Linked DNA regions of Homo sapiens: regions 2 and 3 are each linked to region 1. Evidence: chromatin contacts called from ENCODE Hi-C data. All regions are on one chromosome and are shown on one strand. The core of a region is the stretch at or near the end of the contact, and the rest is flanking DNA. Distances in the headings are between cores, read along the strand shown. Region 1 holds the start of SMIM13 (small integral membrane protein 13). Region 2 overlaps HIVEP1 (HIVEP zinc finger 1). Region 3 has its middle 74 kb from the start of EDN1.

The links. A loop is a pair of places that touch in the nucleus more often than their neighbours do. Pooled maps may share reads with other maps.
Region 2: a map of naive thymus-derived CD4-positive, alpha-beta T cell shows a loop between it and region 1 (7-fold over the local background). The contact joins the enhancer-like site here to the promoter of SMIM13 in region 1. A Hi-C loop is called at or near these places in 1 of 168 maps with a recorded cell type or tissue (naive thymus-derived CD4-positive, alpha-beta T cell), 1 of 37 single-sample maps with no recorded cell type and 6 of 50 pooled maps.
Region 3: a pooled map shows a loop between it and region 1 (4-fold over the local background). The contact joins the enhancer-like site here to the promoter of SMIM13 in region 1. A Hi-C loop is called at or near these places in 2 of 37 single-sample maps with no recorded cell type and 3 of 50 pooled maps.

What each region holds. Positions count from the first base shown.
Region 1 is chr6:11,092,561-11,095,260 of GRCh38, reverse strand. It overlaps SMIM13 (small integral membrane protein 13), which reads right to left and starts at 1,427. Exons shown (of 2, transcript NM_001135575.2): 1 at 872-1,427. The coding sequence starts at 947. RefSeq lists enhancers at 738-857, 738-1,279, 1,528-1,737, 1,280-1,820 and a silencer at 958-1,267.
Region 2 is chr6:12,118,026-12,120,725 of GRCh38, reverse strand. HIVEP1 (HIVEP zinc finger 1) reads right to left here. Exons shown (of 9, transcript NM_002114.4): 4 at 1-836. Among named protein-coding and RNA genes, the nearest start is that of HIVEP1, 110 kb to the right of the region's middle. RefSeq lists enhancers at 1,328-1,437, 1,448-1,557, 1,276-1,570, 1,588-1,637. Within about 2 kb of position 1,450, at least 3 of the 41 ENCODE cell types and tissues checked have a DNase peak (open chromatin) inside an H3K27ac peak, as active enhancers do.
Region 3 is chr6:12,362,688-12,365,387 of GRCh38, reverse strand. No RefSeq gene overlaps it. Among named protein-coding and RNA genes, the nearest start is that of EDN1, 74 kb to the right of the region's middle. RefSeq lists an enhancer at 1,453-1,772. Within about 2 kb of position 1,332, at least 10 of the 41 ENCODE cell types and tissues checked have a DNase peak (open chromatin) inside an H3K27ac peak, as active enhancers do.

The DNA of each region.
Region 1 (2,700 bases), core at 178-2,677:
CATTTATCGTGTAATGAACAAGCCCTATAGTATCTGTATGAATTCTGACCCATTATTACATCAACCTGAACCCATACTTCAGTCTTATAAATATGTGTAAACTCACTGACACGTGTTCTACGTACTTTTTAGATTTTCACAATTGCTTAGCCACTTTGCTAAGAGACCTGTGGTTATCAGCTACTATACATGTACAAAGAAATCAAAAAGATCTAAAATTGGGCTACCATTATTTGAAGAAAAAAGTTGAACGTCCTCTCATTCCAAGAAGGAAAATACGCACAGCATTCGAAATAGCACCATTATTATAGAACTGAGAGTTAGGTTACCCGACCCTGCAAGTTTAATATAGCCGGTGTTTCTAAGCTCTGCCTGGTCTCCACATCTCTGCTTGGAATTGAGTTTAAGGCTGAACTCTAAGTAAACAATTTCACGCGTGCTGAAAACCCAACTCTACCCCACTCGCTGATGAAACGAAGGTGACACCTCTCATTATTAAGGTCAGAATCTGTGCAAATGAAAAAGGACCAATCAATCACTTCACCTTCGAATGCAGGCCAAGGTTACAATCTGGGCAGCCTGTGGTGAGAATGAAAGAGCAGACGCTGCCGGTGAAGCAAGGCTGAGTTTCACTCAGAGGCAGGAAGCCCTGGAGCCTGTCCTTTCCCTCCCCAGGATGCCCGAGGGCCGGCCATGAGTAAAGGGCCCACCTCTGCGCTCAGCCCTAGAGGCTAAGGGACAACAGTTGATTTTAAGACAATTGTCCGTCCACGCCCTTTTGTTTTTTTCAAAAAAACAAACAACAAAAAAAACCCCAGCAGATCAGCGACCCGGCGTGTGGAACTGCCTCGCGGCTACCGCCCCCACTCACCGCACACCATCAGCAGCAGGACGATCAGCAGCGTGGCCACGAACACAAGCAGAGTCAGCCCGACGCTGTGCCACATCTTGGGGGCAGAAGGGCAGTCGGCTCGGGGCGGCTGGCGCGGACGGCGGTGAGCGCGGGCGGCGGCGCGTCCTGCGCTTCAGCGGCGGGCGCCAGGCGCGGCTGGGCGCCGGGGCGGCATGGGCGGCTGGCGCCCCCTCGGCAGCGCCCCCAGGGGGTGGGGCGGCGCAAAGGCGGGCACTGTGGGACCGCCCGCCCGCCCGATCCTTTTCCCGCCGGGGTGGCCAGAGCGCGGGAGGCAGGCGGGCCTCAGGGCGCCTCTAGTCCCTCATCGCCCCGGAGAGCCGAGGCCGCGGCACCCAGAGACCCCAGCGGTCGGATGCGCTTCCATGGCGGACGCCGCGCGCCTGTAGGGAGGACAGAGGGTAAGCACGGGTACACACGGCGGCCACAAGGCCCTCGTCGCTGTCCACCCGTGTCTCTGAGACCCCAGGGATGCCAGATGTCAGCGTCGCCCGGCCGCGGCTGTAGCGGCTTCTCCGCCCCAGGCCCCCTACCGCTGGGGCAGCTCATCACCAAGCTCGCCTCCTCCGCGGCGCGGGGTCGGCTGGGAGATGGAGTGCAGAGCCTGGTGGAGTCGGGACGGCGTTGTCTCGCAGGGACTACAACTCCCAGAATGCACCGCCACTCGGGCTTCGCTGCTTTCATTCTCGGGCGGCTCTGCCTTTGGTCTTGCTCAAGTCGCCTCAGTCGGACGACCGTGGGCTGGCCTTCTCCAAAGCCGCGGATCTGGCTGCCCGTCCTGCTGAGGCGCCAGTGAGATTTCAACCATTACTCCGTATACAAAGTCGTTTTGTTTCTAGCCGTAATCGATGAAGTACGGCGAGAGAGGAAAGAGGAGGCGGCTGCCTGAAAAACTGGTTGCTCGTGCACCTAGCCCTGTTGCCGGGGGCGAAGGTTGGCTATTTGGGACTTGGAGGAAGAACTCAGGTCCCTGCCGCAGACGCGGGTCAGGACACGAAATCTCATTTTCCCCCTGCAACAGATGTTATGTTCTATCTTTTCGTAAGTAAAGCATTTCAGAAATGGCCCGCGGGTGACTTAAGGACAGCTGCACTGCCCTCAAATCACCTGCCTGAGTTGTAAGTTAGACCCAGCTGCCTCCTTGAGACCAAGCTTGGAGATTTTGCCGCACTGGCTTACACCTCTACGAAACAAGACACTGTAGTAATCTCAACTACTGTATCTCCACCCAAAATTGAAACTCCCCACTTCCGCCAGATTACATTCATTTGTTAAAGAGGTGCCCCCAGAAGAATAGAGGGTAAATGTGTCCCTCTTTTAGAAGGAATCAGAGCCTTCGAGTTTTCCTGTGATTCTTTTGCTCCCTGAGATACCTTTTTACTCTTCTAAAAATTACAGTTTCCTGTCTTCTGTCTCCAAAAACAAACACAAAAGTTCTAAGCAGCAATCCCTTGATTTAATAAATGTATCCTGCCATACCCAGCTGCCCTACTATGTGAACTGTATTCCCTAAGAAGCAACATTAGGAACAAATACCATGTATAAAAATACATTAAAGGATAATTACTTGCTTTGCAACAGATTTAATATAGATTCCTGTGAAGAGAATGAACCCAGTGCAATTAAGATATATTTACAAAAAATCAGTGTGTGCTTTTTTCATGGGTGGTTCAATTATGTTGCATAATTAAAACACATTTTATTAAAAGCCAGTTGAAAATACGCGTCAGGGCTAGGCGAGGTGGCTCACGCCTGTAATCCCAGCACTTTGGGAGGCTAAGGCGAGCAGA
Region 2 (2,700 bases), core at 201-2,700, 1.0 Mb before region 1:
TGATCCTGTGAAACCTGAACACCCCGGAAGCTGTTGATTATGTTGGTTGGATTTGGGAACAAAGTGTTCATGTTGATGATACAAATGAGAAGCTGACTGCATTGCCCCTTGCTCATTCTTCTGAGCAGCAGACATATGGACTGTGTATGAGGTACAAGAAGACTGTGATTCAGCAACCAATTCCTGTGAAGTCTGATTTGGGGCATCCATTGAACTGTTTTTTAATTTGGGAGGGGAACGTGCAGTTTTATTTGGCCTCAGTTTTTCTGTCTTAATTGCACAAGGTGAGCCCTTTTGTGACAAGGTGCTCAGTTCTGGCTCCATTGCTTTCAGTAAGACATCGAATGCAGTGTTTGTATAGGAGGGGGACGTAGTGCCACAATGAGAAGAGATGCATTCGCTATTGTCAGTCCTGGTTTTACTTGACAAGGAACTTGAGTCACATTGTTCATCGAGGTCACTGAATTTGGCAGGATCAGCGCCTTCGGATCTCCATCTACGCAGTTCAGATGGTTGCTGCAGAAACAAGGGCTTCTTTGGGGAGACAGATTCTTCAGATTTTGAGGCTTCAGCAATTATTCCAGGTGTTTCTCCATTTTGTTTGGTAAACTGCTTCCCATTTTTTACAGGAATATAATTCTGTTTCTTGTGAGACTCCGAAGCACTATGAAGAACGGCGAAAGATGACTCTTCTGTATTTTGTTTATGTTTTGCCTGAAGAGGATTTCTCAGTGGGGATTTTGGTATTTTTTTCAGGTGATTCTCAGCTACGATCTTTTTGCGTTTCACACCTTTAAGGGATTCCGAAGTTCCTTTAACACCAGCCTGTAAGATTTCTGGAAAAAACAACAACAACAACAAACAATTGGTAACATTGTACATACACCAACTATAATTTTTTGAAAATTAAGATTACTATCATAAGGACATTATGACAAGTGAAGAAAGTATTTAAGGAAAGTCTATTTTTTAAATAAAATTGCACTTCTGCATTCCGGAAATTGAACAATGATGCCAATCAAAATCTATTGAAACACTCATTCAAAGACCTAAGTGTGCATTTCTAGAATGCTTATGTTCCTTTCTTGAATAATCAACATCCTGGAACTAGATCTTTCAAAACTGAATTATCTTTCCCCTTTTCACTATCATACTTAAACAGTGCTCCATGGGGTTAAAGAAACTGGTAACTAACAAGAAGTTTTGAGCTTGTCTTACAGCACTGCAGATAAAGAAACAGCTTGTTAGAACTCCCTCTGCTTGTAACAAAACTGGTTGACTGGTTGAAGCTGGTTGGAACTGGTATGGCTGATTGGGATCTGCACAGAATAGACTTCTTGCCAGATGAGGGACTTTCTGATATCAAAGCCAGTATTTTCACCACAGGTTTCACACCAACTCCCTCCGAATTTGCAAAGGCAACCCATGAGGAAGCACGAAGAGACAACTGTGCCTGCTCAAGGGACTTTCCAAACCTCCCCTCCCTTTCCAACAATCATTAACCAACCCCAAAACTCCTCCTCCAGCATCTCCTCCTTTTATATACTGCTTTAAGCTGGTAAGGGAAGACAGAATTGAGCCCATCTCCTGCATGGCTGCCTTGCCATTAATCTTTCTCTCTATAAAAATCCAGTGATTCAGTGTTTGGCTTTTCATTGTGTGCAGACAAATGGACCTAGATTGGCTTGGTAGCAATACCTGAGGACTCTGTCTACACAACAGTCTGAGAAGGCTGGCCAAAAAGAAGAAAATTCAACCCTTTAATGCTGAGTATTTGACTGTCTTATCTCATTAAGGTTCTTTTAAAACAAACTTTTCAGCAAATTTCTAAGTATGCAAAACTGATATTTTCAGGAGAAAAGGGGCTGCTAATATAATTTCTAGAGCAGACCATAGTCAGGACAGCCATGAAGTATTGCTGATGTAGCAATTATATCAATGAACAGAAAATTATGAAACTAAAATAATCCACTTATTTGTGGTTTCTTACCAACAAAATTAAAAAGTCATAAGGTTGTAATGGGCCTTGGTTTAAAAAAAATCACCACTTTAACTCAACAAAATATTCAATGGCTATGTTTCTTTGTCATTAGCAATAGGTAGGGCAGGTAGGCAGGTAGGGAGATAGGCAGAAAGAAGGTAAAACTTATTGCAAGAGAAATGAAATCACCTTAATTTCTAGTTGTGTTGGAAATAAATCAGTATTTAAGTGACAGTGCCCACAATCTATCAACTACTGTATTTTTGAGCAATAATTACTTGCCATGATTTACTTTGGTTTCCATTTGTTGGATTGTTGGGCATATGAACAAAAAATATTCAATCGTATATTACTCTATTTGTAGAAAGCCAACTACTTAATTCTCCACTATTTTCAAATAGCTGTTGCAACGTACATATTTGAAATTCATATTAGACCAAAATGTCTACACTGTAATAACTACTTATTGAGAATAAAATTTACATTAGAAATATTCTAGTAATATTGTGACATCAGTTTATATGCTCTCATATCATAGTTTAATGAAAAAAATGCATACTATTCCATTAAAGATATATTTACCCACCATAATAAAAAAAAAAACAAAAGGGGGTCTCATAACTAAAATATTTGAGCTAAAGAACAATAGAAAAAAGTATCAGTATTATTCACTTTTACAAAATGTTGAACAAACATTTTTTTATTCTCCAATCCACTCA
Region 3 (2,700 bases), core at 83-2,582, 1.3 Mb before region 1:
TTCCTACTTAACAGTCATGGTGAGGTTAGAAGGTTAAGGGAGCCTGCCCTGCAGAGAAATTTGCAAAGATTAACTAATGCAGACAACAAGTGTCCGGAAGAGCAGAGAAATGTGAGGTCTACTTTATGGGGAAAGCTACCCAAGGCAGACAGGAGGAAGTTTCAAGCACAATTGGACAGTATCTCAGAATTGTGTGGATGTGTGTGTAATAAGAAGTATACATAAAAATCTACATAATATATATTTTATATATAGTATGGGTTTTTACATACTGTATATAACTGTATATATACACACACATAACAGTGTGTGTGTGTCTGCATATGTGTGTGACTATATATGTCTGTATATATGTTACGTGTATGTATATGTGTGTGTATATACACTGTTACATACACACACACACACACACACACTGTTGTGGGCTAAACTGTGTCCCTCTAAAATTCATATATTGAAGTTCTAATGCTCAGTACCTCAGAATGTGACTGTATTTGGAGAAAGAATCTGTAAAGAGGTAATTAAGGTAAAATGAGGCCATATGTGTGGGTCCAAATCCACAACAATTGATCTCCTTATAAGAACAAGAGATGTAAGACACAGACACACACAGAGGGAAGACCCTGTGAGGACACAGGAGAAGACGGCATCTACAAGCCAAGGAGAGAGGCCCCAGGAAAAACCAAACCTGCCAACACCTTGATCTTGAACTTCCAGCCTCCAGAACTATAAGATAAATTTCTGTTATATAGGACACCCAGTCTGGTATTTTGTTATGGCAGGCCTAGCAGACTCTCTCTCTCTTTCTCTCTTTCTCTCTCTCTCTTTCTCTCTCTCTCTGTCTCTCTCTCACACACACACACACACAGACACACACACACACACACACACACACAGGTTGGCCACTAAGTCTGAAAACACAGACAAACATATTTTAAAATATTTATTGTTTTCCTACTACAAAGAATGATAAAATGATATTATCTAAGAGTCAAGATTTTATGGCCCGCTCTATAGGCATAAACGTCTCGGCCTTCTCCCTGCACAGGGGGAAGGGAGGGTAAAGTAAATATCGAGTCAACGATAAGGCTGAGAAGGAGCCTAAGAAGTCTACTGCACAGTGCTTGGCCAGATTTGGGGGTGAATGTTCCGTTTCCCCAAGAATAGCTTCCTTAGAGTTCTTTTTCCTCAGATGCCATTAGGCTCTCTTCAACCTTGTCCCATGGCATGGCCACACTCGGCCCCCACTTGGCCTTTCACCAGGCACCCTCCATGCGGCTTTGGACGTCTCCGTGCTCTGTGAATGCCCTTCCCAGACATTCTCCAGCAAGGCCTCAGCTGAGGGGGAGGCAGGGCAGGGCTATGCCTGTCTTGAGTTGGTTAATGATTACCAAGAATCTGGAAATCCTTCTACCATGGTTATGCACAGAAACTGAAATGTCAAATTAAAAACAGAACCCCTGAGATAAGAAGAAAGTGGGACTGAGAAGCAAGAGCCCAGCTTGACCAGTGAGGCTCTGGAAAATCTGTGGTTTTGGGGGACAAGAAAAAGTTCCTGTTTTTTGCGGCAGTAGTGATTATAAAAATAGCAGTGTCATCATTTTGTTCAATGAGGAAGTCCAAAAATAAATATATGGGGTGAGCTAATGAAGGACTTTCCATGACATCTCAGGTCACAGAAAGGAAAGAAAGGGGAACTTCTATATTTAAAGGTCCTATTATAACAGGAGCTATGTTTCTTTCCTATTTTTTTTTTTTTTTTTTTTTTTTTGAGATGGAGTTTCACTCTTGTTGCCCAGGCTGGAGTGCAATGGTGTGATCTCCATTCACTGCAACCTCTACCTCCTGGGTTCAAGCAATTCTCCTGCCTCAGCCTCCAGAGTAGCTGGGATTACAGGCATGTGCCACCACGCCCCGCTAATTTTGTATTTTTAGTAGCAACAGGGTTTCACCATGTTGGTCAGGTTGGTCTCGAACTCTTAACCTTAGGTGATCTGCCTATCTCGGCCTCCCAACGTGTTGGGATTATAGGCGTGAGCCATGGCTCCTGGCCTGTTTCTATAGCTTATCTCATGTAATTTTGACCATAATCATATAAAGTAGACTTTATTATTCTTATTTTGTACAGGAAGAGCTGAGAAGTTAGGTAATACAGACATTGTTGGTTGAATGACCCAGCAGACCTTCCCATCCTTTTCTGTCTGCTGCCTTTCTCGATGGAAGTTGGAGATGGTACATATTCTCCTTTTCTGCCTTCTTTGCAGCTGTAGATGGCCTGACTACATGACAAAGTTCTAGCTAATGACATATATATGTATGCAGAATAATCCCAAATTTACATCTACGGCCTGGACTTCTAGTCTATATCAGAACTTAAGTATCCAACTGCCTACTCAACATCCCTATTTGGGTAGCTACTAAGAATCTCAGCCTAACATATCCACTTCTGTTCTCCTGTACTTCCTGGCTATAGCTGCCTCTGTTCGTTCTTGTCATGCAAGTAAAGAGCAACTCATTGCTCCAGGTGCACAGAACTGCAAACTCAGCCACCCTTGCCCCTCTTTCTCTCACACTCTGTATCAAGAGTATCCAATCTTTTGGCTTCCCTGGGCCACATTGGAATAAGCATTGTCTCTGGTCACTCATAAACACACTAACAATGGCTGAAGAGTTTTTAAAAATCACAAAAACATCCCATAA